Linked DNA regions of Homo sapiens: region 2 is linked to region 1. Evidence: chromatin loops called from intact Hi-C (ENCODE). Cell type or tissue: heart right ventricle. All regions are shown on one strand. Links, peaks and the distances in the headings refer to the core of each region. The heading gives the core; the rest is flanking DNA. Region 1 overlaps DAB2IP (DAB2 interacting protein). Region 2 overlaps DAB2IP (DAB2 interacting protein).

The links. A loop is a pair of places that touch in the nucleus more often than their neighbours do. Peaks named below come from ENCODE experiments on the same cell type or tissue, not always from the same donor. Only the 100,000 strongest peaks of a DNase experiment are listed, where the experiment ranks them.
Region 2: a loop joins it to region 1, with 11 times the contacts of the local background. A loop is called at or near these places in 6 of 110 quality-filtered maps.

What each region holds. Positions count from the first base shown.
Region 1 is chr9:121,774,039-121,784,761 of GRCh38, reverse strand. DAB2IP (DAB2 interacting protein) reads right to left here. Exons shown (of 16, transcript NM_001395010.1): 13 at 10,350-10,502; 14 at 8,371-8,564; 15 at 3,211-3,298; 16 at 1-2,431. The coding sequence ends at 2,264. Among named protein-coding and RNA genes, the nearest start is that of DAB2IP, 130 kb to the right of the region's middle. RefSeq lists an enhancer at 2,178-3,167. In heart right ventricle, for the core only: no CTCF peak of the experiment used is centred there; a DNase peak (open chromatin) is centred at 5,088; H3K27ac peaks cover 3,275 bases.
Region 2 is chr9:121,719,292-121,730,014 of GRCh38, reverse strand. The region is part of intron 3 of DAB2IP (DAB2 interacting protein); the gene reads right to left. Among named protein-coding and RNA genes, the nearest start is that of DAB2IP, 73 kb to the right of the region's middle. RefSeq lists an enhancer at 9,295-9,822. In heart right ventricle, for the core only: no CTCF peak of the experiment used is centred there; DNase peaks (open chromatin) are centred at 4,844 and 8,055; H3K27ac peaks cover 8,000 bases.

The sequences.
Region 1 (10,723 bases), core at 2,040-10,039:
CTTTTCCTCCTGCCCAATACTGTTCTCTAGATTCAGAAATAAAATAAAACCCTTGGGAGAGCAGCAGTCCCGGCCAGCCCTCGGCAGCACCAGGACCAAAGGATATGTACAACCATTAGGTGAGATAGTTACATTACAGTCAAACACCAAGAACATTTACAAAATCGGCAGACTTGCAATTAAGATAAAAATCTGTGAAGAGTCTGTACACTTTTACAGTTTTTGCACTAGGTAAATAAGGCTCTCGGCCTGAGAGCTCACCCACCCTGCAAGGGCAGCTGGCACCGGCCACAGCGGGTAGCCTCCGAGCCCGCCTGTCCAGGCCCCGGGAGCCTCCCTGTATTGCTAGGGGGGCTCTGTCCGAGGTCACTCTACGAGGCAGCGGTGGGAGGGGGCTGGGGAGAGAAGAGCAGGGCTCACTGGGCAATGGGAGGATGAGACTGGAGCCAGGCCCTGCCTGTGTGGCCACCCTGGTCTCAGGCACGAAGGCGCATGGGTGGGGACAAGACAGAAGAGTGAGACAGGAAGGGGTGGGGGCAGGGCCTCTGCTTCCACCTCCCATCTTCCTGTGGTCTGTGATCCCTGGTGGCCCAGCCCTTCCTCCACCAGCATCTGTCTCTAGCCTAACTGAATTGTAGGTTACATCTAAAAGCCCCTTCCCAGAGCAGCCACTGTCACCTGTCCCCGAGCTCAGGGTGGACGCAGTATGGCTCTGGGCCACCCCTCCAGCACATCCACCCTTCAGGTGGGGCCTCTGTGGCACATTCCAGCTGCAGGGGCAGAGGGGTGATTCCTGCAGCTCGCCCTGCCCTGGCTCTGCTGGCAAAGGCCCCACTCCCACCCTTCTTACCCAGGGCCTTTGCTCAGAATCTGCAGGGGCTGGGAACAGACAGGGGCCGAGAGAGACCCAAGCTCCTGCTCATCTGTCTTGAAAGTGGGGGAGGGGCAGATAAGCTACAGAACAGCCTAGAGCTGAGGAAAACCGGCCCCAGCTGTGGGGTGCGCCCCTCCCCTGTATGCAGCGCCTGGGTCCTTGGCCGGGGGCCGGGAAGGGTGAGGAGGAGGCCGGCCACACACACGGGGCAGGTGCAGGCTGCTGCTGTCTTGGAGAGGGAGCAAGTCTAACATCCTCCAGGGCCGCTATTTCCCATGCAGTGCGCACGCTCAACTTAAAAGGCCCCTGTGTTCCAGCAAGCGAGCAAGCGGGCTTTTGTTTCTAATGCATACTGTGAAAGGAAAAAAAATCACAGTTATCCACCTTCTCAGGGCCTGCAGGCGTTAGAATCTTTTTTTAAACCATCACTCAGAGGAAGGATCACCTTTTCTTTCAGGGTGAGCACCAGGTGGCACTCCCTACAGGACCACTGTGCCCTGGGTGTGCTGGGCCCCAGGAGAAGGCAGATACAGTGCTCAGAGCCATCTGGCCAGATCCGCCCAGATCTCTGGCTTCTGGGAGCCCTAGAGCATCAGCCTGGGCCTGTGTGGGAGGTGTGGGAAGCTGTGGGTCCTCCCCACAGGGACAAGAGCTCACAAGAAAAAGCCATGGCCCTCACTGGGTCTATCTGGCAATACAACTAAGGCAGGGAAGAAGGTAGCAGGTGGTGCTCTGGGGACAGGTTCAGAGGGGGTGGGTGGGTAGGAATCCTCAGTTCCTCACAGCCAGGAAGGTCCCAACAGGCTGCATGCAGTGGCAGGTGCTTCGGATGGAGACAGGCAGGGGACACTGACCTCCTGCTCTGTGTCCTCCTATCTTCCTGCCTGCCAACTGATCTGCCAAGTGCCAGGTCCCACATGACAGGGCCTGGCTGCCAGGGAGTCCCGGGCCCCCCAAGGAGGCGAGGGGAAGCCACAGGTGTAGGCCCCTAGCCCTTGAATCCCCCCTCCAGGAAGCCCCCTCCCTGGCACAGGTGTGGGGGGACACATGCACTCGGCCAGATCCAGGAGGACAAGGACACACCACATTCAGGAACCAACAGACATATTTTTGGCAGGCCCCCTGCCCCATCAGGCTGTCCCCACTCCCCAGCGTGCAGTCTCTTCTGCCCGCACCCCACAGGGAGCGGCTGGTGACCTCGCCTCACGCTGCTTCAGTCTCTGGTGGCTCCCTCTGCGGCCGCCTCCTGGACAGCGGCAGGGAGGGGAGGCTCGGCCTCCTGACACCCGCGCTGGGGCTGCAACCGTGGGTGCCTCCCCAGGCCGAGACCCTGCCCTTGGCCACCATAGTCCCCCTCTCCTTGGGTAGCTTCCTCCCTCCTCAGGCAGGTTAACAATTGCTGCTGTTTCTGAACTCGCCGTTCTCAGTAATCTGCAATTTGGTGGGGTTGGTGGGGGAGATGCCGTTACGGGCTTGCATGCTGTACCTCTCTTTCAGCTGGGTCAGGGCACTCATGAGGCGGGCATTGGCGGCATCCAACGAGGCAATGCGCTTCTCCTGTGGACAATGGGGATGTGAGCGGGGGTCATGGGACAGGCTCCTTAGGGCTGTGTATACCTACGACAAGCATCGGGGAAGGGGGTGGCCTGGAGATGAGGGTGGCAGGCAGGCTCCGGGCTGTGAGCAGCTGGCAAGAGAAGGTAGGCAGAGGCCTCTGCAGCATCATGGACACAGCCTCGCTGCCTGCTTATCAGCCCAAATGCAGCAGCTCTAGTGCTGTCTATGGGCTGCCTGCGGCCCCTAGGGCAGGCACCCTTGCTCACATGTGTGTGCATGACACACCAGAGGTCACAGCTCCTGGTCTGTGCAGTTTACAGCCTGAGCAAGGCCCAGCCTACTCCTGGGTGAGTGAAAGGAAAGCGGTGCAGCCCTGAGTAAAGGAGGCTGGGGCCACAGAGCCTTTCACGTCTCCCCTCAATGCAGCCCGGATGCCATAGTTGTGAACGAGAGCCCCACTGCTCCCTCTGACCAGCCTGCCTTCACTCCTACCCCCACTGCCCTCCTGGTGGCTTCCACTCTTTGGTCAGCAGTCCTGGTGAAAGACAATGCCCGCCAAGAGCCCTGGCAGGGGAGGAGCTGCCTCTCTCCTTTCACAGCCTGTCCTAGTGAGCTTGTGGCCCACTAAGACCACAGGTCTGACTTCTCAGGGCAGATTCTGGTTTCTTATTCCCCTCAGTGTCTGCAGTGAGGTATGACTGAGGATGGAGAGGCTAGTCACCCCTCCTAATCCCAGGCCCTTTAACTCTTGTGGCTGACCAAAGGGCCGGAGCCCCCACCTGGGCATCAATGATCTTCTGTTTGGAGTCCACAGCCGCTTGCATCTCTGCGTGGTCCTTCTTCAGTTCTTCCTCCACGGACATCAACCTATAGCCAGAGACAGAGACAGTCAGACTGGCCCTGGAGGCAGCAGAGGTGGGGAGGGTGTGAGAACAAGCCCATCACCCCCGCACACAGCAGGGACACACTAGGAGAGCCCCTCCTTGGGTCAGAGACTTGCCTCCCATACTTGCCTGGGGCAGAGGCCCTCCAGCCGACTCCCAGCAACTGACACTGCTGGGCCTCCTTCCTCACCTCCACATCCCACACTCGCTGCTCCTAAAGCCCCAGAGGCCCCCGGGCTGCCCCTTTCCCGATGTTCTTCCAGGAGCCAAGATGGGTGGAAATGGGCATTAGATCTTCAAACCCCTAGAGCTAGGCAGGTGGTGGAAAGACGAAGGCCCTGAAAGGCTCTAGAACTTTTTCCACCCTGCCCCCGCCATCTTCACAAAGTTGTACGCGAGGTGCCAAGATGAATGAACTCTAGTCCTTTCCCTCAAGGAGTTCACAAGGCAGGAGGCACGAGTAACTAACTACACCCTGCACGGAGCAGCTGCGCTAGTGGAAAGCTCAGGTCCCTGGAACAAAGAGCAGGAAGCAGTGACGTTCCCTGGAGGGTGGGCTGGGAGGTCGCACATCAGTAGGAGACATCTGAAGGACAGGTGTGCAGGCAGAACAATGAGCAGTAGCTGGGGGACATACCACCCGCGGAAGCTCAGTGGGCAGGAGGCCGGCTCCGTCCTGCTGCTCCCTGCCTGGGAGCCCTCCTGGCCCCACCTGGCTGGTTCCTGAGACACTCTCACTGCTGGGCACTCCCACCTTCCCACTCTCCTTTGGCTTTGAGACCCCACACTCTCTGGGTCTGCCTGTCTCCTAGATGCCTTGTCCTGTCTGCCTCTGGACATGGGGGTCCACAGGGCTTTGGCCTCAGCCTCCCTTCTCCTTGCTCCACACACTCTTAGATGAGCCCTCCACTCCCAAGGCTTCTCTCCATCCCTGCCCTCTTGATTCCTCCAGCCTAGAGCAGCCACCGCACACTGGGCAAGCACTTAGCCCACTCACAGAAGACACACAGGGAGCCACTGTGCCGGGGCCGGTTCTGCACGGGACTGTAATGGGGGCAGCAGGGCAGCAGTTCAGGGAGCACTAACTGGGAGGAGCGGTGGTGGCGGGGGGGACCCTCCGGGGCAGGTTCCCCAGTACAGGAAGGTATCACTCTGAGGAAAGCTTGTGCTGGGGGTGGGGTGGCAGGAGGGTATTTGTTTTATTAAGGAAAATTAGATTGGAAGGAGATTGTATTTACTCTCTTGTCTTAAAAACAAATAGGGCCGGGCACATTGGCTCACGCCTATAATCTCAGCACTTTGGGAGGCCAGGGAGGGAGGATCACTTGAGACTAGGAGTTCAAGACCAGCCTGGGTAACATGGCGAGACCCCATCTCTTTATTAAAAACCAACCAAACAAACAAACCAGAAAAATGGACACAATACAGGCAATGCAGTACAATAATTTCTAGGAGAACAGAAACCAACAAGGAGAGCCCAGTGAACGGCCTGGAAGCAGAGGGAAGGCGGAGTCAGCAGCCTCACTGAGTTGAGGAGACAGGCAGGTCAGGAAGGTCAAGAGGTGTGGGATTTGCAGGGCAGAAGCCAGAGAGGAGCAAGAGGCAGAGAGAAACTCCACATAGCTCCCGAGTGGGGGTTCCCCTTGTGTCTCTGACTGAATAATATCCGCATGCAGATGAGAAAATTACCAGGCTAGGCAAGAACCGTCAGAAAGGAGAACACGAAACAATCGCAGAAGCAGTTCATGTTGTACCAGTGAGAGTGCAGTGACGCACCAACACTGGGAATCACAGAGGACCCGGGGAAGGAAACCCCCTCAGAGCAGGGCCACGTTAGGCCAAGACTAAAGGCTCTGCAGGACGCAGCCTAACAAAACTTAAAAGGAAACCCTGAGAGGATTGAACAGATTCCAAGTAACCTCACTGTCTCCCAGAATAAAGCCCCCAGAAAGGATTTAAAGGAACACAAAAACATTCAGCACCTCACTGTGAGATTCACAATGCCTGGCATCCAACCAAAAATTACCAAGTATACAGAGAGAAGTAGGAAAACTCATAAGCAGGCGGAAAATAAATCAGTAAAAACAGACTCAGATGTCACAGATGATAGAATTAGACAAGGACATGAAAACAACAAGGTATTATAAATATATTCTACATGTTTCAGAAAACAGAAGTAAAAGCACAATGAGAATTAAAACTGATGGAATTTAAAGCAAAATGAAATTCTAAGAGGTGAAAAATATAATTATCTGCTGTGAAAAAATACTGGATCAGATTAATAGCAGGTTACACACAGAAGAAGAAATAATTAGCAAACTTGAAGACATAGTCATAGAAACTATCAAAGAGAAGAAACAGAAAAAAAATGAAGAAAGAAGATAACAGAGCATCAGTGAGATACGGGACAAAATGAGTCAGCCTAATGCACGTGTGCTAGGAATCCCAGAGAAAGAAATGGGGGGAGGTGGGACTGCAGACATACAAATCCAAGACCCAAGAAATTAGAAGAAAACCACACCAATGAACATCACAATCCAACTACTGACAACCAGTGATTTAAAAAAAAAGTATCTTATAAATAGCCAGGGAAAACAGATACATAAAGTACAGAGGAACAAAGACAATGACAGACTCCCTGTCATTACAGCCTCAGGGTGAGGGCCAAATCTGGACCATTGCCTGTTTTTGTAAATAGCCATCTCACACAAATAGTTCTGCTGTAACAGCAGAGCTGAACAGTTGCAATAGAGACCATATGGCCTACAAAGCCTAAAATACTTTTGATCTGCTCCTTTGTAGAAAGTTTGCCAATCCCTGCCCTAGAGCAACAAAGAGATAAAGCTAATAAGTCAATAGGAGAGAAAATGGAATCATAAAAAAATACTCAGTCCAAAAGAAGGCAGGAAAAAAAGAACAGATGGTACAAATAGGAAACAAGGCAACAGATTTAAATATATCAATAATTACATTAAATGTAAATGGTCAAAACACTCCAATAAAAAGGCAGAACCATTTAGACGAAAGCAAGACCCAATAGTATGGTGCCCGTAAAATAAACCCACTTCATATATATAGATGGGTGCTATGCTCTGAATGTTTGTGTCACCTTCTAAATTCATATGTTGACACCTAACCCCCAAGGTGATTGATTATCTTAATAGGTAGGGGTTTTGAGAGGTGATTACATCCTATGGGCTTTGCCTTCAAAAATGGAATTAGTGCTTTTATATTATACAAGAAGCCCAAGGGAGCTTGCTCACACCCCCTACAATGTGAGAACACAGCAACGGTGCACTATAATATGAAGCAGAGAGTCACTATACCCTGAATCTGCTGGCATTTTGATGTTAGACTTCAGAACTGAGGGCAATACATATTCTGTTGTTTATAAATTACCCAGTCTAAGGTACCTTGTTATAGCAGCCTGAATGGACCAAGACAATGAGTTAAAAGCAGGAGGATAAAAAAAGCTATACCATACCAACACGAATCAAAAGGAAGTTGGGGTGGCTACATTAATAGCAGACAAGGCAGATTTCAGAGCAAAGAATATTTCAAGGGATAAAGAAAGTGATTTTATAATGACAAAGAGGTTAATTCAACAATAGTACATAAACAGCCTAAATGTATATGCACCTAAGAATAGTTTCAGTGTACATAAAGCAAAAACCAGTTGGAATTAATTCAACAATAGTACATAAACAGCCTAAATGTATATGCACCTAAGAATAGTTTCAGTGTACATAAAGCAAAAACCAGTTGGAATGAAGGGAGAAATAGAAAAGCCAGTAAGGATATGGAATACTTGAACACTATCTACCTAACTGACATTTACATTAAGGAGGAAATATTCCAGGATTGGTTAGTAGAAACGAACGTGTTAAGCAAGTCTCTGAATTCAGAACATGCAAATATCAGAGAATACACACAATGTAGAGAAGGCAGTTAAATTGAAAAGCATTTCCATTCTTGGAAACACACACAAGGTGAGCCAAGAGCAGAGCTGGAGAACAAGTGAACAGCAGGTTTCTAGCCACCCTGGTTTCACTCATGTTAACTATTTCATAATGAACCAAACTACAAGTAAATGGAGCAAACAACAGTCAGGAACAGAGAAACAGGTGGTCTAAATAGGAGGAATCTGGGAAGGGCTTATGTCATAGACAAAACATGGAGCAGAGGCCTTCCTGGCTCTTGCACACCTGCTTGGTCTGTCCAGCTGATGGGGTCTTAGACCAGGCCAATTCAAACAAGACACACTGTCTCTCCTCCCGTGCCTGGTATTACTGAGAAGGAAGTAAACTCCACGACTGGGACCCTGGGGTTGATTGTACTCCCTGCCTGACACCAAGGTAGGGATGCCCTACCCATAGGCAGAGCCAGAGACAGAGATGGAGGCACCAACATGGGGCCTGACATAAGCCTTCAAAAAGATGAGAGTCAGCATTAAAACCCGCTGTTCCTCTGAAGCCCTTTCCCAGATAACCCAGGCCCCTTAAAACTCAGGATATCAGACTGGCACCATCCCCCTCTCCCTCCCCACTCAAACCACTCCTCTTAACAGTTCCCAGCTCAGTAACTGGTACCCTGATACGCCCACACCCAGACACTCTTGGTAGGAATCTGGGGGCTACGCTGTGTCTTCCACCTTCATCTACTATACGTAACTGAGACTCATTCCCACTTTTCTTACCCTGTATTGGGGTCCTCCCTGTCTTTCCTGGCACCCCCCAATCCAGCTTCTCAGCGCCCCTGAGAGTGCTTACTAAGATGGTATGGCTCCTTGTAGAGGCTCAGGCCCGTCGGGAGCCAGCTGTCATTGGTCCAGCCTCATCCCCAGCTTTGTATTCTGCATGGGCTGCCCACCCTCCAGGCCACCTCCTGCCTCCAGGCCTGTGCTCACGCTGCTCCCACTGCCCAGACACTCTCTTCCCTCCTCTCTCCACATTCAGCTTATCCTTTGAGGAGGCTCCCCGACCAGGGGCCTCCTCGAAGGCAGCGATGGCTGCCCTGCCTGTGCCTGTGGCCAGGCCAGGCAGGTGTGGGCCCCACCTGCTGATGATGCCCTTCATCTGGATGTCCTTGTCCTCCTGCTGCCGCCGCAGCCGCTCCTCGCCCTCCTCCAGCCGTGCCTGGTACTCCAGCACCAGCTTCTGCGTCGTCTCCTCCTGGCACTTGAACAGGGTCTCATACTCCTCCAGCTTCTTGGTGGAGATTCGCAGCTTGTCCTGCAGCACCGCCAGGTCCTACCAGGAGGGCAGCGTCCACGGGCACAGCACCCAGGACACAGAGAGCACAGCTTCGTCAGCCCGAGTGGGAGGAAGGGTAGGAGGGAGCCCCACTTGAAAGGCCCCAGTGGCTGTGACCCGCCCACTTCACATAGCAAGGAGATGCCCAAGGAGCCCAGCTGGTGGGGGCTGCAGCCAGACGCGTGCCTGTGCCCCACCGTGGGGCCTCCACTCCAAACTCCCAGCCTGACCTGTATGGCTACAGCGGGGATGAAGACTTAGACCCAAGTCCCAGGACTGAGGGTGTAACTAGGGCTTTGAACTTTTATATGACAAAGGTTAAAAAACCCTTGGATACATGAAGGACATGTGACAGCACCCTGAGAGGTGGGAGCTCTGCAGGAGGGGAAACTGAGGCCCAGACAAGGTGACCATGTCACATGAAGAGCGACTGACTAGCAGGGTAAGATCCCAGCTTCCCAGCCTCTGTTTGAATCTAAAGCCAGGGGGTGGCAGTGGCATGAGGAAATGGAGAGAGAGAGAACTGAAAGGCAGGTGGTCCAGGCTCTGGATCTGCCTCAGTCCAGCACAGACCCCAACCATCAGGGAGGAGCAGGGATGTGGACGAGGCTGGGAAGCGGCGTGGCTGCAGAGAGGAGTCAGGTGCTCTGCGCTGAGCGAGGAAAGGCCAACGCCGGGATCGAGAGGGGCCAGACGCCATGAGGACACAGGGATGCAAAAAGCCTGGAGTGAGGCCAGTCCTCCTCACTCCCCAGCCAAACTCTGGCTCTGGGAGCACTGTGTTCCCTGTCCCCCGGTCCCCTTCATGTAACTATGGTGAAAGCAGGTGGATGTAGCGGACCGGGGATGGTGGCGGTGGCAGGATGCAGCATGGAGACGGGCCTCGCCTGAGGCCGGGGAGAAGGAGTTCTGCCATTCTGACCCCAATACCCTTGCTCGAGAGGTTGCCACAGGCTTTCCTGGGGCCCAGCGGGGCGAGAGCATCCAGAGGGGAGTGGAGAAGCGCCTGCCGTTCTGGGGCCTGCGCTGGTTCCTCCGTCTACATGGACTGCAGCTGGCAGTAGGAGACAAAAACTACCCCCAGATCCAGAGCAGCTGCCACAGCTGGAAGGCTTGGGAGACCAACGAAGCATCCCCTTGCCCCAGCAGATGGCAGAGTGTGTGGCAGAGTGAGAGTTTCATTTTTAGAGTAGATTCTTTTCCCGGGGGTGGGGAAGAAAACATCTCAATGGCAGCCTGACCCCACCCCCCAAGCTGGTAACTGCTGTTTCTTTCCCAGGCCCTGGTGGAGACCAGAGGGGTGAAGAGCCAGGCCGTGGGCAGGCACAAGCCTTGGGGGCCAGGCTGGGGTGGCTCTCCCAGCCATCCTGGGGACCCATGCCTCTGCCTCCTCAGGTACCAAGTTCCCTCAGGGGGGCTTCTATATGTCACTTGGGCACCCTCAGCCCTCAACCCCCAGGTCCTCAGGAAGCTCAACTGCCTCAGTTGCCTGGGCTAAGGAGCCTTCCCAGAGGTCCCAGGAGTCTGTATCCAAGACAATTCCCTGGTGATTCCAATCTGCAGATGGGAAGCCTCAGGTCTAAGCTGCTAATCCATCCCTCTTGTTGCTTTTCTTCCAGACCCCACTGACTGCTATTCTCACAGGGAACAGGGGCTCAGAGGTGACGGGCCCTTCACAAGGACAGCAGCACCCGTTGCTGGGGGACCTGGGGGAGAGACTCCTACCAGCTGCTGCCGGGAGGCAGCCCCGCCCTGTCCCGAGCCGCCAGGGTCCAGTTTTACCTTTTCTGCTTGGCTGAGCTCGTCCTTACTCCTTAGCCTATCCCTGTGGGGGGGGTCTGGGCCCAGGCCCTCGTCTTCTAACAACTGCGCGTTCATGGTCAAGAGCCAAGCGGCTGTGCGGTCCAGGGCATTGGGGCTCACAGGTGAAGGGCCCTACAATGAAACACAGCTGTGAGGGGCTGCAGGGAGGTGGAGGGCAAGCAGGAGGGGCGGGAGTGGCCCAGGTGAGCCACAAGGACAAGCAACTCTGGGACACGGTGGGAAGAGGGGACCTCCAGCTGACTGAGCGCCTACCGAGGCAGTCCCCACCCGGGAACTGTCTCTCAGACGGCAGCCAAAGGCAGAGCTGACAGGTGCCAGGTGGCCTCCTGAGC
Region 2 (10,723 bases), core at 1,104-9,103, 54 kb after region 1:
CCTCTGGGCCCCAGGCTCCTTATCTGCAGAATGGGAACACTATAACCCCACACACACCCACACACCTCCCAAGGTTGCTGGGAGGAGCCTTCCAGGGAGAAAAGGAGTCTGAGGTGAACTGAAGAAACCAATTATTTGCCCTATAGGAATATAGGCCCACTGAAGCCACATCTGTCTTAAAATAGAAGCCAGAAACCTAGATTTTCAGGTGAATGTTTAAGGTAAATGTTCTAGTGTTGGTGAATGATTTTAAACAAACAAACAAAACAAAAACTTTCCACCCCATCGGGCCAAATGAGACCTGTTTGTGGGCTACATCTGGCCACCAGCCATCCATATACTATCTCTGATTTAATGACAACCTATGTAAAGCAATTAATGGTGTGCTAGAGTCCTCCCACCTGTTTACTTATAATTTCTTTGATGGAGAGGCCAGGCCTACCCCGCTTGATAGCAGAGGTAAGGAGCACCCTCCTCCTCAAGGCTGGACTCCTTCAAGACTTCAGAGGAGAACATGGAGGAGCTGCTGCCCTCCATCCCTTACTGCAGGAAGGCAGGTGGGTATGCTGGGGCTGGTTTTGTCATAAAGTTAAGGGGACCTGGGCTCACCTCCTGCCCAGCCCCAAATTCTCTCCTAGGGTCTCAGCTTCCTCTTCGGTAAAATGGGGGTTTCTGAGAGGAGCAAATGAGAAAGAGAAGGCTTAGAGATAAAGGGTGAGAACACATGTCAAGTGTCCCCAGAGAAGTAGTGCTAGCCAGTGGAAAGAGCCTGTGAGCTGGCATTTCCCCCTTGGCTCTTGGCTGTGTGAGCCCAGGGAGGTTACCTAACCTCTCTGCACTTCAGTTTCATCCTCTGTACACAGGAGATAAGAATCTTTGGGACACAGAGGTGTTGTGAAGATTAAATGAGCTGATGACTGTCAAGTACCTGGGAGGAAGCCTGGCACAGAGCAAAAGACTAAAAAATGACAGGCATTATTACTATTGTTGTTGTTATCTTTAGTGAAAAGCATGCCAGAGAATTATGATTGGGTGATTACAATAATGTAACTCAACCAGGCAAACTTGTCGTTAACAGATGAGGCCACCTATAATTAGCACAATTATTACATATGCAAATGATGCTGCTTAAATACTGGAGAAGGGTGTTCTTTGAAGTGTGTTTAAATAACCCCTTCCCCTGGCTGTCCCCCCCTCCCCAAATCTCATTTACACTATTAATAACATTAGCAAACATTTTCTTCATAAAGCTAGATAGAATTCCACACTAGTGCATGTTGAAATCAAGAAGCCCCTGCCCAGCCCACCTGCAGTCATTCTAGAGCTCCTGGGCCAGCTGCAGGCCTCCCCACCCTCACTGGCTCCTCTTAAGTTGGGCACTAATGCCCCTCTCTGATACAAGGAGCTCTGGAGGGTTGGGTATGTATTCTTGGCATGGAGCAGGCCCTGTATCTGAGAACAGGATCTCAGTAGCATTAATAAGACCCGTGAGTTCCCTATTGGCAGGCATATCACAATGCCTACCTTACATCTGAGAAAACCCAGTCTTTGAGTTAAGGAACGGGCCCAAATTCACGCAACTAGCAAAAGCTGCAGTGGAACGGGACTCAAACTTGGATCAGACTCCTCCCTCTGGGGTCTGCTGTTCTCACTATGGCCTGAAACTGCAGTTCCCACAGACCTCTCTAACTGATGAGCCCACAGGGTGTTACTCCAAAACTGATCACAGGATGCCTCTTAGAACCAGGGGCATCAACAGACTGACCTGGGTTTTGAGTTGAAGAAACTGAGATTCAGAGAAGTACCATGAGTTGCCCAAGGTCCCAAGGGAAGAAAGGAGAACAAGGGCCTAGAACCCAGGGCCTCCTGCCCTGGGATCGCTGCTTTTGCATTCAGATCTTTCAAAACAATTCCATAATATTCTCCCCTATAATAGCTGGGTTGGTACTTTAACCATCCCCTGTATGCCCTGAGCCCAAAAAAGACCCAGGCAGACAACAGGTGCTTATGAAATGTTTGCTGAACTGGACTGTTTTCTTACAAAAAAAGACAACACTGAGCAGCTGGAACAATGAAGGCATGCAAAGGATGATGGGTGGTGGCTCAGGGACAAGGGAGAAGGCAGACAGCCCTGTGTGGGAGAAGGAGATGGAGGTGGGAGAGCCTGGCTACCCTCAGCTTGGGAAGGCTTCCTTCAAAGCATTTCCCTGCTGGATGCCTGCCCAAGAGAGAGGCAAGCAGCTGATTCTCGGCTTTGAGGGAAAAGGAAATACACAAGTGTTAACAGATACATTAGCTCCTCACCTGCCCCTGCAGTGGGGGCCCCCAACATTCCTTTTCTCACCATTTCTTTGGGCCAAGAAATTGAGGCTCAGAGAGATGAGGTCACAGAGTGGTGGAGAGGAGGGCCCAGTCTCTTTCTTGCTCCGCCAAACAGGCTCTCCTGTTGGGCCTTCCCATCACACCTCCTCACTCCTCTGATCCCTGGCTTTTTGAATCCTAAGGGAGCCTTGGCAATTATGGTGAAGACAGTTGCCCTCACCCTTGCCACACCCCCACTGCCATGCTAAGGCACGCTGGCGCCTCTATGTGTAGGCACTCTGCTAAGCCTCCCTCTTAAAACATATGTTAATCCTCACAAGTATCTTAGGAAATGGTTACACTTTTTGTCCCCATTTGACAGAGAGGGAAACTAAAACTCACTACAGAGCAAGTCACCTGCTAGAGGCCACAACGCTGGGAAGCAGCTTCACCGCGGGCAGTGCAGCTCAGGAGCCTGAACTGTTACATCAGTGTCTCTGCTTCAAGGTGGGGCTTGAGGGATCTCCAGATGGGGAATGGAGGTGAGGGGGTAACGAGTGTCCAGGCCAAGAGCAGGACACAAGGTATCACCCCTCAGAGTGCTTTATCCTGCTGGCACTCATTCAACTGTCCCCCTGCCTCCAGGCAAAGCTATACATAAGCCTGCAGTAAGTCCAGCACAATATTTTTGAGAGACCACCCCACATCCCTACTCCTCTCCACCTCCCATCCCCAGCCCACCAGCATTCCAGGGTGGGGAACTGAGCTCCTGGCAGTTGGCTGAGCTCAGCTGGCCTTGGCACCAGTTCCTGAAGTACAGTATGAGGGAGTAGGGTGGGGAAAGAGACCCTTCCCCTTGAAGATAAAGGGGAATACAGGGCTGAGCCCTCAGTCGCCAGCTTCTTCCTCCCTGTCCCAGACACCTTCTGTAGAAAAAACCCAACTCAGTTTCTCCCCTTTCCTTTTATACTCTCACAAAGCAGAATACTTCCAACACCAGATGTGGTGGGGGCGGGAGGGGTTGTCCCCACACACCAAGCAGGCGATTAGTTGGGCAGCAGACACCAGCCCAGATGTCTTCTAATTTTGTTCCATTTTGACATTATCTACCTGGAGATAGCATCAGATCCACAGGTTGAGGGCTCAGTCCCCAAGACTATCCCCCCATCCTTCAGATGCCAATTGCAAGCCCCGTGTTGGTTTACCAGTGCTTCCCACCGACTGGCTATCAACTGGGTTTCCCATAAACCCCTCTTTGGGTTTGATTAATTTGCTGCAACAGCTCACAGAACTCAGGGAAATATTTACTTCTGTTTGCCAGTTTATTATAAAGGGATACCAATGAAAAGATGCATAGGGAGAGGTATGTGGGCAGGGGCGTGGAGCTTCCATGCCCTCCCTAGGAACCCTCCAGGAACCTCCAAGCATTCAGCTATCTGAAAGCTCCCCAAGCTTTGTCCTTTTGGGTTTTTATAAAAGCTTCATTTCATAGGCATGATTGATTAAAGCACTAGCCATTGGCGACTAACTTAACCTTCAGCCTCTCTCCCTGCCCCAGGGGCTGTGGGGTGGGCTGAAAGTTCTAACCCTCTAATCCTGCCTTGGTCTTTTCTGTGACCCCTTTCTGAAGCCACCTAGGGGCTGCCAGCCATCAGTCAACTCATTAGCAAATAAGTAGACATCACTTTAAAGAATCTAAGGATTTCAGGAGTCGTGTGCCAAGAAACCAAATACTGTATATATTTCCCAGTGTCACACCTTTCCACACCTACCCTTACACACAGCCAAGGACTTGCTTCTAAAATCGCTGATCTATCTAGGTCCCATCTCTTCTTAAAATCCTTCCCAGCTACTTTCAGGATCAAGTCCATACCCTGCTGCCTTCCTGCTACCTTCCCCTCTATTCCTTGCACTCTCCAGGCCCAACACATAGCCGCCCCGTGCCCAGTGATACCCAACTACCTGGCATGCCCAAAAGCCCTTTCCCTCCCTCAAGGGAACCTTCACCTTCACCCTGTGGCCCAACCACCAACTCAGTGGAGCCTTCCTTGAGCGCTGGTAGAGTCCTCACTCCCTTCTCTGTTCACGCACAGACCCTCTAAGGTGAGGTCTGTTGACTCATCTGCATTGTCAGACAGCAGGAGCCCTTGAGGGCAGAGATTGGCGTGACTGTCCCCTACCCCCTGCCCACAGCAGAGCGTACACAGAGGAAGCACACAGGAAACAATGGCTGGAATTTGCTGCACTGGGTACCCCAGGGTCAAAGAGGCCAAATCTAAGGGTGACCCTGGGCAGTGGAGTCTCTTGGAGATAGACCTGACCATAAGCCCCCGAGCCAGGTCAGACCAGGGCCCGCCAATTGGCTCTCCCAACCTGGCTCGTTAGGGGAATATGGACACTGCCAGGCCCAATCTTTCCATGGACGCCTGACAATGGCTGTGTCGAGAATCACAGGAGATGAAGTCATCGCTCCCAGAAATAGGCTGATTAAGAAGACGTGACGACAACGCAAACAGCAAGGCTGGACACACACACACATACACACGCGCGCACACACACTCACTCACCATGTGTTTCTCCACCCTGGGAAGCCGGGCCAGGCCTGAGCTCCTCTGGGAAACAGAAATCGTGCCAGGAACCAAAGCCAGCACAAGAAGCCTGGAGGCGGCTGGTCTTTGGGAGTGGCTGGTGCCGGGGGTGCTCTCCTCAGAGACTGTCTTGCAAGGGTTCCCTGTCCTGACCCTCACTGAAGTCCCCGACCTGCCCCTGGCCCTCTCAGACCCTCATGGTTCACCCCCTCCTTGGCCTCACCCCTCAATCCCCAGGGTAAAATCCTACCCACCTTTTTGGGCCCCCTCCCATTCCTGTCCATCCTAGATTCTGGGGAGGTGGGAGTGTCTACTGGCTGAGACAGGGCTCAGAGGCCACAGACACTGGGCTAAAATCCTGGTTCTGTCCCGCTGCAGCTGTATGACATTGGGCTAGTCAATCCACCTCTTCTTTGAGTCTAGTTTCCCCATCTGTAAAATGTAGACAGCAATGTGTCCACATTATGGGGTACAATTAAATGTTTGTTTGTTCATTCACCAACTTTCTGTCAGGCCCGATTCTAGGTGCCAGAGACACATCAGGGTACAAGACATAAATGTTCTACTTGCATGTGGCGTACAGTCTAGAGTGTGGGAAAAGTACACGAAGTATGTAACAACATCAGGTGAACTCAACAGCTAGAGACAAATGCAGAGCCAGGTCCTGGCTAGAGGATGGGAGGGGGCTGTGTTTGACCGGGTGGTTGGATTCACACTTGAATGAAGTGGGGCAGCAAGCCACACAGGTATCTGAACAAAGAATGTTCCAGGAAGAGAAGAAGAGGGAACAAGGACAAAGATGTATGCTGGAGCACTCGTGGGGCAGGGAACGGGGAGGGGTGGGGGAAGTGCAACTGGAAAGGTAGTCAGGTGCTCCCCATTCAGGGTCCACAGGAAGGAACCTGAGTCATAACAAGTGAGTCCTGGGCAGAGAACTGACTGAAAGGGGAGCAAGTCTAGGGCTCGGTGCAGGGTCCAGTGGGGAGCCATGACGGCAGGGCACACAGCACACAGTGAGGGTGTGTCACCTCAAGCGCCAGCATGAGGGAATCCTCAGTAAACAATCCCCCATGTTGTCCCTGTCACTATCCTCGTTACCATCAACATCCTCATCATCCCCAACATGGGCCCAGGCTCTGCTGCTCCCAAGGCAGAAAGACTGTCAGGCAGACTCTCAGAGAAGCCCTGGGAGGTGGGCAGGGCTCTCTGCCCCATTTGACTGATGATGAAGTACCTTGATCAAGGTCCCCCAGCAGCAGTGGGCAGGGCCAAGGTGCCTTAAGCCAGTGCTCCACCCCGAGTGGGCTCACCAGCCTAAGTAGACAAATCTTCACCATGCACCCTCCTCTCCGCCCTACCCCCTGGGCCCAATCCTCAACCAGCTCTGTGTCTTCATCCACACAGGGCCTCTAGGGGAAAACACTGTACTCTAAATGAAACAACAGCTCCAAGTGTCTGCATTGCACAGATGTCAGTTCTTTCCCATCCAGTTCTTTGCTTACTGAGCAGGAGGTGCTGCAAGACCCATCAGGTGAAACCAGGGTGGGGAGAGTTCCTCCCAATCTTAGCTTACAATCCACTTCCTCCAGGGCTCCCCTGAGCCCAGACCACACTCCTCCCTGGACCTGGTTCCTGGCTGTCCCTTGTTCTGAGCAGCAGGGAGAACCTGAGGTAGAGACAGTTTCATCAGGGGTGGCAGGCACCTCTCCCACCTGACTGGGAGCTCCTCCAGGGAGGCAGGGACTGCAGCTGATTCCTGTCTCTGTCCCCAGGGCCAGGCACAGGTGAGCAAAAACAGAAATAACTCAATCCCGAGGATCCCTTGGGGGAGCCCTGTGTGCTCTCGAAGTCCTCAGCCAGCCAGCCTGCTTGTTGCCTCCCTCTCTGCTGGCTGAGGCAGCCCACGGCCTGAGTCTGTGTGGCACTGCTGGGAAAAGACCATGCCCTCTTCCTTCCAGAGCCACAGACTCCGTCCATGGAGGGCCACCCAGCACCATAGCTATGGGACTAAAGGCTGTGGGTGCTGGGAGAGAGGGCTCTGGGCCATGGCAGCTAGGCTCCCTCAGTCCTTCTGCAGGCCAAGGAAGCAGGAGCATGCTGGGTGGCCTGTTCCAGGCACAGGGACGTGGATAAGATCATTTCATTGGCCACAGAAAAAAGTCTGCAGAAAAAGTCCCCGACCAACAGTCCACCGTGGCTTTTGGTGGAGTAAGAGATTCTATGGTGGGAGTGGCATAGAAGTTTTGTTACTTTTTGCTTTATAGTGCCTGGAATTTGGTACTCTATACTTGCAATTTTTTTAACTTATCTTGTTTTGAAACATAGTCTCATTATATTGCCCAGGCTAGACTCAAACTCCTGGGCTCAAAGGATACTCCTGCCTCAGCCTCCCAGGTAGGCCTGCAGTCATAACTTCCCTTTTTCTGTTTCTTCCCCCTGTCTGTCACTCCCCCTATGATCCACACTTGAGTTTCTTCTTCAAACCCACTGGCTGTCTGTGTGGCTGTCTACTCTACCAGTCAGTGGGAGCCCTGGGTTTCAGTCCCCTCTCTGGCCCAAGGCCCTGCATACAGCAGGGGCTCAATGAAAGTTTCCTGGGCAAATCTCTGGGACAATCTGAAGGACCATTTCTGCAGGTGATCATTTAGAAGAAACTCAAATATGGATCATGGGGGGAGTGGCAGACGGGGAGAAACTGAGAAAAAGGGAGGAGTCATAACTGCAGGCCCCGAACAGGAAGACACCCAAACAGGCTTTGGCCAGAGCCGTTCAAACCCTCTGAACAATGCAGGACTCCTGCAGGGGAGGAACAGGAAGAGGAGAAGGGAAGAGCCCCTTTCCAAGGGTTTTTAGGTGTTCTTGCGAAAGCCCTCCTGGCCCAGCCCAGAACCTGAAGGAGCTGCAGGAGAGCAAATGCAAATGGCAGGGGAGGTCACATGCATGCATGGACAACGGAGAGATCGACAGCCCCCATTCCATAGCTTTCCTGGAGATGAGGATCGTGTGTCCTGGAGGTTTCTCTTAAATACTCATGACCCTTCTTCCTTGAGCTCCTGCCTGGCCAAAGCCTCATTTATGTGACGGTGTTGGGTAAACGCTGCTGACTGGAGGGATGGACACAGCTGGAGGCTCTCAGGGCAGCCTGGGTCAGGCCTGCAGCACATCTGCACGTCCAGGGCATGCAAGGATTCCATGACTGGGCGGGGCCCCATCAGTTCCGCCCCTCACTTCCCAGTTCCCAGCTGCCCTGAAAATGCTCAGGCAGATTCCCACCACCACCCCTCTGTCCAGGTGCCCCCTCCCCAGGAAGACCTTGCCTATTGCCCTCTGCCCATCTGGGTTTTATCCAACCTTTAAGATAAAGGTCTTTAACTAAAGAGTATGAGCTGTATTTGGTCAACATTCATGTTTTGTTTAGCCCACACAGTGTTGACATTTTTAAGTTTTGAATCAAATGCCAACATTTAAAGATGTGAAATTTTAAAATGTCACAAAAAAACCTCTAGATTTTTGGCTTCTCTTATAAATCCAAAGGCCTGCCACCAAATGCCCAGTGCCATGGTGCAGGGGCTGCTGCCCCCCTTAGCAGAACATGTACTCTCCAGATGGACACAGATGCCACTACAGTGGTGGACTGTCACAACAGGCAGGACATGGCAGGACCCACAACACATCAATCCTTCTCCCAGGATCCCACTCAGTGCCTGGCACACAGCAGGGACTTGCTTATTGTTTGTGGAATAAGGAATAAATACACAGCCCTTCACGGTGCCCAGGATTTCCTGAGTGCTATGCTGCTTCCCTGAGAGACTCCCACAGCAGGGACAGAACAATGCCCTTCCTTCCTGGGGTCCTGGTCCCACAGCTGGGCACACCTGCAGCAAGACACTGGGGTGAGCCTTCAGGCTGCATCCAGATCTCCCTATTGTTATTTGATCTTTACATCAGAAGCTGTGCCACCTAGAGCCCAACCAAAGTAAGAGCAGTGATCCTGGCACCTTCCTGCCTTCTAAAAAAGGTGGCCGGATTCCTCCCCAGCCCATGGACAGTGATCCCCAGGACTTCTGTTAAACTGAAAAGGAGAAATTTGGCAGCAATAACTCACAAAGCCAAGGTTTCCTCAATGCTCGCCTGCAGGAGGTCTGCCCCTCTTTGAAGCTGGTAACCAACTCTTCCCTTTTTCTTTCGAGTAAATGAAACCCCACAGGGTTTTCAAGGTCAGAGTGGCATTGGCAGGAAGGGTTCTCTTTGTTCTCCTGCCTCTGACTTACCCCAGACACAGACAATTGTCCCCAGCAACCAGGTCCTTGGTAGTGGAAGAGGAGGCCCCTGCTCCTGCTGGGTGGAGCCCTGAGGATGAGCCAGGTGCCTACTGCAGCCCCCAGGAGCCCTGCTTCCTGGGATACGGATTCTCTGTTGGCCTGGCTTCCCTGCCAGCCAGGGTGCTCTATCTCTTGCTTGCAGGGGTTGGAAAGAAACAGCTGTCAGCCTCCAGGGTGTGCTCACTGCCCAGGGAGCAGGGAGTGGGCAGTGGCTGGGGCTGGTTCTGCCCCTCCCTGGCTGACAGATGTGACCTGAGGCTACAGCCCTCCTCTTCCTAAGCTTCAGTTTCCTTGTTTGGAAAACAGGGAAATAAATACCTGATCTGAGACAATCAGACTCCTAAGGGGACTGGGAGGAGCTCTGTGAATCATAAAGTGCCATGCCGAAGTTAATTATTCCAGGGCCTGGCACAGCACCCGGCACGCAGTAGGTGCTCAATGTATCGTTCATGGTACAAACATTTACTGGGCACCTGTGCTGGGCCAGGCTGTATGCTAGGTGCCAGAGGCCCAGAGAGGAGGCCTGGGCCCGGTCCACAGGAGATCTGCCACTCAATGAGGCACACAGACAACTGCCACACCCTGAGAACTGCAAGGAAGTAAGGACCGAAATGCTACAGGACCCAGACACGGGGTGAGGGGCTCAGGTCTTACAAGAGCCCCACCTTTTGGCTGCTGGGCAACAGAGGCCAGAGTTGGAGCTGCCCAGCTGTAGGCTGCCTGGCATCCTACCCATTTTCCAATAGGGCCTAGTTGAAGAGAGTTGCCAGGCTTGGTGAACAATCTGGTTCACTGAAGGTGTCTATGTGCACCTGGACACATGCCTAGGACCTAACAATGAACCTTGTGGGCCATACACTCTCTTAGTGGCCCCCACACCTGCTTGGGGAGTAGACTACAGGGCCCCTGCCCTGAGAGGAGCTGCCACCCCATCCCAAACAGGTGGTGGCCACCAGAGGACTTGAGAGTCATGTTGCTGGTGGTTCACATTTTGGCTCTGCCTCTTACTAGCCCATGAGACCTTGGTCAAGCCACCAAACCTCTCTGCATCTGGTTTCCCCATCTCTAAAACAAGCACACCTCTCAGGTCACTGTAAGCACTAAGAGATGAAGCACCTGGCACAAAGGGATGCTTATCCTTGGGCCCTCCCTCCCCCAGTCTAATCTGGCACATACACGGGTCTGGGCCAAGCCTCTAACCAGCTCACCTTCTCTATCTCTGCCTCTCCTTAATGCTGGCTCCTGCCCTTCCCAATGATTTCTCACTCTCCCGATGCTCCAGGCCCTTTCCCACCTCTCACTGCAGTCTCAATGACTGTCCCAGGAAGAGAGTAAGGTTTTCATCCTCTGAGCACTAGGCTCATGGGGTTCCCTCTGCCTAAATGCCCTTCCCTGCCTTGGTTATGTGATGAACCCATCCTCTTTCAAGCCTTAACTCCTGTCACTTCTTCTGTGAAGTCCTCCCGGATTCCTTGAGAGATGGCCCGACTCCTTCCCCAACCCCCAGCAGAG